Regions from separate parts of the Homo sapiens genome. Here region 2 is linked to region 1. Evidence: read pairs that join two places in POLR2A ChIA-PET (ENCODE). Cell type or tissue: A673. All regions are shown on one strand. Links, peaks and the distances in the headings refer to the core of each region. The heading gives the core; the rest is flanking DNA. Region 1 has its middle 9.2 kb from the start of KLF15. Region 2 overlaps ALDH1L1 (aldehyde dehydrogenase 1 family member L1).

Evidence for each region. Peaks named below come from ENCODE experiments on the same cell type or tissue, not always from the same donor. Only the 100,000 strongest peaks of a DNase experiment are listed, where the experiment ranks them.
Region 2: POLR2A ChIA-PET joins it to region 1 with 5 read pairs; 1 of 35 experiments calls an interaction of 5 or more read pairs at or near these places.

Annotation. Positions count from the first base shown.
Region 1 is chr3:126,364,429-126,368,886 of GRCh38, reverse strand. No RefSeq gene overlaps it. Among named protein-coding and RNA genes, the nearest start is that of KLF15, 9.2 kb to the right of the region's middle. RefSeq lists a silencer at 3,880-3,949. In A673, for the core only: no CTCF peak of the experiment used is centred there; a DNase peak (open chromatin) is centred at 2,416.
Region 2 is chr3:126,164,681-126,169,015 of GRCh38, reverse strand. All of the region lies in intron 1 of ALDH1L1 (aldehyde dehydrogenase 1 family member L1), which reads left to right. All of the region lies in intron 2 of LOC105374083 (a long non-coding RNA gene), which reads right to left. Among named protein-coding and RNA genes, the nearest start is that of ALDH1L1-AS2, 13 kb to the left of the region's middle. In A673, for the core only: no CTCF peak of the experiment used is centred there; no DNase peak of the experiment used is centred there; H3K4me3 peaks cover 2,032 bases; H3K27ac peaks cover 2,186 bases.

The DNA of each region.
Region 1 (4,458 bases), core at 155-4,154:
TTTAATGTGTCTTTAACCATAATTTTTTTTTTTTTTTTGAGACGGAGTCTCACTCTGTCGCCCAGGCTGGAGTGCAGTGGCGCGATCTCGGCTCACTGAGAGCTCCGCCTCCGGGTTCACGCCATTCTCCTGCCTCAGCCTCCCCAGTAGCTGGGACTACAGGCCCCCACCACCATGCCTGGCTAATTTTTTGTATTTTTTTTAGTAGAGACAGGGTTTCACCGTGTTAGCCAGGATGGTCTTGATCTCCTGACCTCGTGACCCTCCCGCCTCAGCCTCCCAAAGTGCTGGGATTACAGGCATGAGCCACCATGCCTGGCCTTTAACTATAATTTTTAAAAAAGCCTCCAAAGCAGTATGTATGATGTGTTCCCATTTTGGTAATATAGCAAGAAAATATTAATAATAATGTGGTTATCAATAATTGTTTTCTTCTTATACTTGTCTGTATATTCTGATGGTTTGGTCAGTGAGAAAATTTACAGAAAAACTATTGCAAAATAATAACTAAGTTGCACAATCAAAACAAACATAAAGCAAACCATTTTTTTCTGTTTATAAAAGTAATACATGTTCATTGTAAAAAATCTGAAAAAGCAAAATATGTAATGCTAAAAAGAAAGAGCACTTGTCATCCCACTATTCAACATAAATATTTGAAAAATCATTAACTTGAATATTTCTGTATTGATTTCTTTCTAATTTTTTTCTATGAATAAATTTTCCTTGCAAAATCATATCTAGAATAATTCCTATATAGAGTTTTAACTTTCATCAAGTAGTCTTAAAAACCTGATTTAAATAGATAAATGATGTTCCATTGCATGCACGGGACATAGTTTATGACCAGTTTTCCTTTTGTTGGTCATTAACTAGTTTCCATTTTTTTCTCAATGGCAAGTCATATCGGAAAGGACAAGTTTGTGCATAAATCTGGCTGCAAATCTGAATTTCTTTGAATCAGTTTCTGAACATAGACTTACCGGCTCAGGGCTCTAGTGCAAGGTTGTTTTCTGGAAATGTACCTATTTAACCTCTTTCCAACAGTGTTATAATTCCAGAATATCCCTGTCAATTGGATGAAAATAGCATCTTGTTTGCATTTGTGTTTCTTTGATCAGTGGTGAGGTTGAACATTTCCCAGTGTAAGGACTGGCCATTGGCATGCTCTGTCTTCATGCTACTCGGACTGGTGTTATCCTGATTGTGTGGAAGTGCCTGGTATCGGGCTGGGTGGGTGGTGCCATCTCATTGCCCTCTGAGGCCCCTCCTTGTGTGTGAAGCTTCCCCCTCATGTGCTGAGCCATGGCCCACCCTTGGTTCCTTTTGGGCAGCTTGGAGCTGAGTGACAGCCGGTGACCCCAGTCTGCTGGGCTTACGGGACGGGCACCTTGGGGAAAGGGGATGGGAACTTCAGGGCCAAGGTTGGCCTGAAAAACATGTGTTAAACTTTGAGGACTTTAACCAGGCAGGAGTGACTCATTAACTCCCTGTCACCCATCAATGCCCGCCAGCCAGATTCAGCTGGGGAGGGCAGGCTGGGGCTGGGGAGGTGATTTGGACCTGTCTTCCCTTCTGAATGGGAACTCAATTCCTTTCCAGTGGACACTGAAGCCTTGGCTGTGGAATATTCTCATGATTTCCATCTGTCGTTTTATTTGGCTCCTTTGGTGTGTCCATTCTGCTCTTCAGTCTTTGGATTGAGTTTGCATGGATATCATCAAGCATTACATTTCCAGGAATCATCTCTCGTTTTCTGAGTGCTCCTTTTTCATGGCGGCTGGTTCTTGTTTTATGGGTTCACCATGCCCATGGCAATAGCAATAGCGCCTGCCTAGCGGGAGATTATATGTTAGGTGAGGTGGAAGTTGTAGAGCACTCAGAACAGTGCCCGGCCTTCAGTAATTGCTCGAATGTTAGCTCTCAGCTGTGTGCCTGGGATACAGGAAGCACTCAGTAAAATTACCTATTATATTATCTGGTGGTCCACAGATGTTTTTCTAAGAAAGCTTGGAAGTTCCAGGGCTATGTCAATGGTCTGCCCCCTTCCTCATGCCATAGCCCAGGGAGGCCTAGCAGCCCAAACCATCTGTCCTTCCCCAAGGCATTGTCCCATCTGCCCCCAAAGAGCTGTAAGTTAAGAGTCCTCCACTCAAGACCCCCCAAAGGCTGTTTTGGCTGAACTCTTGGTGCAGAGGAGAAAGCAGAGACCGGTGGAGGGTGGTGACTTGCTCAGATCTCTGCAGCCAGTTAGAGCAGGGCTTAGCCTGCAGGTCTCCAGGCTCCCAACCTGCTGGCAGGGAGACATCACACCCTGGGCTGATGATGACTCCTTCTGCCGGATTCCCTTATAGAGCAGCTCTGTGCCTTCCTGCCCTCCTTCCTCTCCCCAGGGGCTGGAGCCCGTGTGTGTGTGTGTGTGTGTGTGTGTGTGTGTGTGTTTGAGTCATCTTGGGCCACGCGAGTGAGGGCTGTGACTGAGCAATGGCAGAGCCACAAAGTGGGAGGAGCCTGGGCCCCACACTGGGTTACCATCCCCATCCCTGACACTCAGCAGGTGGGAGGCCAGAGGGAGAGAGACAGTCTCCTGTTTAAGACACTGTTCTTTTTTGTCTCTGTGCCAGCATGGGGACTGTGTCCTGGCTCCTCGCAGTGGCTGGCCTGTACCCACCTAGCCACTGGTCACTGTTGGGACCTCCAGGACCCTGACCCTACATTCCTCACTCCCAAGCCAGGGGGCAGCAGGCTCCTACAGTCATGCAGGTGCAAGGACAATAAGGACCCTGTGGCAGCCAACACGGGTACAGGTGAGTGCCAGGCAGCACTGCCCTCCGTGTGCCTCAGCTGTGTCCTGCCCCAGCTCTTCCTGCAGGCTCGCACTTCCCACCTTGTATTGGGTCCCTCTCTACCTCCTCCCCCTTCCTGGGGTCTTAAAGCCTTCTCTATAGAGGAGGTAGCAGATTCTCCCAAATTCCCACTACCTTGCCATTTTCCGGATTGGGAGTAGTTTTTGCTGCCAACAAACAGCAGGGCCTGGCTGGTCAGCACTCACAGTGCTGGCAGAGCTTTAGCCTGCCTTGCAAAGCCCAGCACCTCATTCACACCAGCCTAGGTGGGGGTGTCATGGACCCTGCCATGGGCTCAGTCACAGCTCAGGGAAACTGGGACATGGCCAACACGGTTCTGAGAGGCAAGTGTTCGGCGCAGCTCTGGAGCTTTGCTGGTCTCTGAGCAGCATGTCCTCATCTACAGAGCGGGGAACAGACTGCGGCCTCTCAGCACATGCTGAGGGCTCAGGAGGCCTCTGCAAAGGGCTTTGTTAGCTGTGAAGTGTACTGCATATGCTGCCACTAACCAAAGAGCTGGAGAAGCCTCCAAGGAAGGTTGCCCCAGACAGGGTGATTTGTGGTGAGGATGGGGCAATTAAAGGCAGAGGCAAAGATGTGAGGCCAAGGCTTTGGGAAGCTCTGCCAGACCGAAGCCCCTCCCCAGACTGAGGGTGTCAGTGGTGGAAGGAATTCCTATGCCACTTGCTGCCATCTCCATCCTGAGCTGGCTCCACCAGGGTGGTCTAGACACTGCCTTCTTCCCAAACCTCTGCCTCTCTTGGAAGACCAGCCTGAATCACAGCCCCAGACCTTGAGTCCCGCCCACAGGGACCCACTCCTCCACTGCCTGGGATCCTCCTCAGAGGCCCAGCCCTGAACCAGCGTGGCTGTAAGCGAGGAAACTTGGGTGTGAATTCTGCTCTGCTGAGGACCCAGCACTGCTTTGGGTGAGCTGCTCCGCCCTCTGCTTCCTCCTCTGCAGGCAGAGGTGGGGCGGGCTGCATGCTCACCAGTATCCTCCTGTGCCCTTCTGGTAACAATGACAACACTCTGGTTTTGTGCTGGGGACTTCCCTCCCCACTCTGTTCATGAGATTCAGCAAGGTCAACTCTTCTCCCTTTCCAGGGCTGGCCCAGGCCTGGCTGTCAGTGGCCCACCTGCCCCTGGCCACAGCAAATGGGTCAGAGATGAGCTTGTGACACTAGCAGGACCAGCCAGCAGCCAGCCAGGGCCCCTGCTGGGCCCATCAGCATCAAGCAGTGCAGCCTGGAGCTGCTGAGACAGGCCCATGTGGAGGGAAGTGAGACCAAGAAGCCAAGGATCAGGGTCCCCCCAGCAGCAGAGGCCCTGGCATCAGCTGGGCCTGGAGCCCACATTGGAGGCTCCGCTTACTTCAGCCTATCAACTCCATTTCCCCTTAGACAAATGTGGGTTGGACTGGTTTCAACTGAAGTGTGCTTGAACTAGGGATGGTTGTCTCTGAGCCTGGGGCTGGAGAGTGGCCTTGGAATAGGAGCCGCAGCAAACAGGATTCTTGAAGGAGCAGGAGGGAGGCTAAGGTCAGAACGAGGAAGGCTGGCCAGAGGCTAGGAGGTGCCTGAGAGCGGCACACCCAAACACACATCTGCTG
Region 2 (4,335 bases), core at 71-4,070, 200 kb after region 1:
GTTTCACAGCTTGAATATAAACCACGTTTTGAAGATAATTCAAACAAAATAAAAATTGTCTGTAAATAACAAAATGTCTAGTTTGGATACTGTTAGAAACACAATTGACAAAGAAATGTGGTTGTTTTTGTGGTTTACAATAACCCAACATAACAACTTTAAGTGTGATTAATAGCACATATTTAGACATAAGAACCTTAGACATCCCATACAGTTTTGGAACATATGTTAGTATTATTCCTTAGAATATAACCTATTAGACAGTCTTTTGGAAATTTTATGTTGCTAAATAATTCTGTTTACCTCTTTTTGGATGGTTTAGGGGTTTTGTGCAGCACCGAAAAGCCAGGGGTTAGGAAAGACAACCTCGAGACTAAAGTTTGATTTGGGGAAGACTGTTAAATATGTTTAAAATTTAAAACCCTCGATATTATGAAATAGAATTTTAGATTACCGTTAAGTTTTTTTCTGTTTGTTTTGTTTTGCTAAAATGATGAGATAACAATCTGGAAAAGCAAAAACCATTTATTAGCCTTTTGTATTACAGGAAAATTTTGTTTAAGAGAGAAAGTTAAATTTTACCCTTTCATTAGTTTGCTATTAATGTTAACTTTAATTTTAATGAAACCTTATAGATAATTTTATTTAATTTTAATGAGTTTGACTATGAAGTGAGATTTTTATATGCCCATTATAACCCTTGACAAGTTTTGCTAAAGAGTAGATTAGCATTTTAAGAAAATCTTGTGGTGCTTTTATTTTAGTGTTTAATTTACAGAAAAAAAGCATATAATACTCTTTTGAGTTTAGTTAATGTGTTAACACACAAGAGTTTTATTTGCAGAATTAATTTTTATGATGTTTTTACAATTTGCCTAAACCTTTCACTTTATTTTATTTAATTTTAAGACAATTTATTATTCTTCAGCAAAATGTACATTTTTATGCCTTTTTATAATTTTTAACTAAAAACACTTTTTACTGTTTTTATACACCTTGCATGCAAATCCATGTTTAGCAGTTTTAATTACATGTTATAATGATAACTTTTAGCAATTTTTAACTTTAAGGTAAAATGTGTTAAGTTTTTTTGTGTGTGACTTGAAACTAAAAACACTGACTCATTTTGTAATTTGGGCGAAGTAGCTCTGAAATATAATGCTGTTTTTTCAATTTTAAACACTTGGGTAAAATCGCAAGGTGAGTGCTTAGGTAGAAATAAGTAACTACTGAACAGGTGGGAGCAAAGTTTAGTTGGGCAATACTCTTTATGATACCGACATGTGAATGCTTACTAGTTTTAAAAGTGCTGGCTTTATTGTTGTAGTCACAGAGGAGTCTAAAGGCAAGGCTGGGTAGCTTCTGGCTCCCACGTTAACATTATTTATTTAGTATGCCAGATTTTTCTTAAGGTGCACTAGCCACTGAGGATATTTTTGCTGGTGGGAACTGAGATTTTCTAGACAGGTAAATTAGCTGCCAATTATGGTTTATCTTAGGGACATGTTTATAGAGATAGTATTCTTACTTAGCTTGCATTCTAAATTTTGTTCCCTTATTATCTTGTTAAAGCGATGAATATGTTTGTACAATGAAGACAACTTTTTTTGCCTTTTTAGGTTAGAGCTTCAGCATGAGAATTATACTTCAACACAGAAAGTTAGGTCTATAAGTGAAATATAATAAAGTGTTCTGAAAAGAAGGAGACTACCTTACAACCCCAAGAGAAAAATATGCGGCACTAAGCCCTGGTTCCTTTTTTCCTTATTGTTTTGTCATTTTTTTAGAACTTTGGGAACTAAAATCTTTTTGCTTAAATGCTGAATTTATAAATTGAAACAGACTCTTGGGTTTTGTTATAAAGGCAACGTAATAATACTTCTATGTATTTTATAGGCTTATATAGTATAATAACTTGAATTTATGGTTGGATTTGACTGAACCTACGTAGATACTAATCTGAATGACTCATATACAGAAAATGTGCAGTATTTTAAGTATAAAAAATTAAACTGGACTAGTTTGCTTTTGTTTTATAGTATAAATGAAAATGACCCAAACTATTTAATTGTATGAGCAGAAATTATGAATGAAAGATGTATTTTAGAGCTATATGACAGAGGGGCATTTTAACTTGAATTCCCCAGTGGCAAAAGTAGTGTATAAACTAATGCTAGTGTATACACTACTGAAGTGCCAACTTATGTAACATTTTTAAATTTAATTTTTAAAATGAAAGATTTTTTTTTCACTGTGAAGGGCAGTAACATTAAATTTTCCCAGTGGGTATGAGTGAATGATTTACTTAGTACATTGATATACTTAACTATTAGCATTTTTGGGAAGCTGGATTTGATACAAATTTATTTTGAAAAACATGGTTTATGAAATTTTATAATAAAATTATTAATAAAGACATTGTTAAGTTTCTATAAACATGCACTAAAAGTGGCAAGACAGAGTGGAGAAATGTAATTTTGGCTGAGAAAAAAACTTTTTTCAGGAAAACAAGATTTATGAAGAGAAAAACATAAAGGACTTTTGAATATACTTTCTTGGATATCCATTTTAATTAAGCTGAGCACTCTTTTTTATTAAAGGTAAGGGTGGATTTTGGAATTATATAAATGTTATGCCAAGTTAAATGAAAGGATTGAGTTATATGCAGGAATTCCCTGTGATAATGAGAGGGATTTTTAGAGAAAGATCCCAGAAGCTGTTCTATCTGCCACAAATCAGACATGGAGAAGGGGACATGAACGTGAGCAATGCCTTTAACCCTGGCCACTTCCCGGAGAGGGAGAATGGCAGGGGAGGTTTGACTGGTTGGAGCAGTTTTTGAACCGGTGGAGAAGGACGAGGGGTGCGGTTTAAAGTAGAAGAAACCCTGAATATGGGGAACCTATTGCCAGAATCTCTGAGATACAGCTAAAGCAGTGTTAAGAGGAAAGTTTCTAGCACTAAATGGCTTCATCGAGAAGATAGAAAGATCTCAAATTAACAAACTAACTTCACCTAAAGGAACTAGAAAAAAAGAACAAACCAACCCCAAAGCCAGTCAAAGAAAAGAAGTAAAAATTAGAGAACTGAATGAAATTGAGATGCAAAAATCCATACAAAAGATCAATGAAATCAAGAGTTGGTTTTTCAAAAAAATAAAAATAAACAAGATCATTAGACCACTAGCTACATTAACACACAAAAAGAGAAGATCCAAATAAGTATAGTCAAAAATGGCAAAGATGACATTACAACCAATCCACAGAAATTAGAAAAGATTCTTAGAGAATACTGTGAACAAATATATGCACACAAATGAGAAAATCTAAAGGAAATGGATAAATTCCTAGAAACACACAATCTCCCAAGACTAAAGTAGGAAAAGATTGAAATGCTGAATAGACCAATATTGAGCTCTGAAACTGAATCAGTAATGAAAACAACTACCAACCAAGGAAAGCTCAGGGCCAGATGGATTCACACTGAATTATACCAGACATACAAAGAAGTAATGACACCAATCCTATTGAAAGTATTACAAAAAAATTGAAAAGGAGGGGATCCTACCTGACTCATTCTGTGAAGCCAGCATCTGCCTAATACCAAAATCTGGCAGAGACATAACAAAAAAAGAAAACTTCAGGCCAATATCCCCGATGAACATAGACACAAAAATCCTCAACAAAATACTAGCAAACCAAATCCAGCAGCACATCAAAAAGTTAATATACTGTGCTTAAGTGGGCTTTATTCTTGGGATGCAAGGCTGGTTTAACATACACAAATCAATAAATGTGATTCACCACATAAACAGAATTAAAAGCAAAAACTATATGATCATCTCAATAGATACAGAAAAAGCTTTGGATAAAATCCAACATCCCTTCCATAAGCGAAAAACAAATAACCCCATTAAAAAATGGGCAAAGGACATGAACAGACACTTCCCAAAAAAACACGTACAAGCAGCCAACAAATGAGGAACATTTCAATATGTTCCTCATCACTAATTAAAATGAGGAAAATTTTAATATGTTCCTCATCACTAATCATTAGAGAAATGCAAATCAAAATCACAATGAGATACCATCTTACACTGGTCAGAATGGCTATTACTAAAAAGTCAATAACAGTGCTGGTGAGGCTATAGAGAAAACAACGCTTATACACTGTTGGTGGGAATGTAAATTAGTTCAGCCACTGTGGAAGTTTCTTAAAGAAAAGTTTAGAGATTTCTTAAAGAACTTAGAACTACCATCCAACCCAGCAATCCCATTACTGGGTATATACCCAAAGGAAAATAGATCATTATATGAAAAAGACACATGCGCTTGT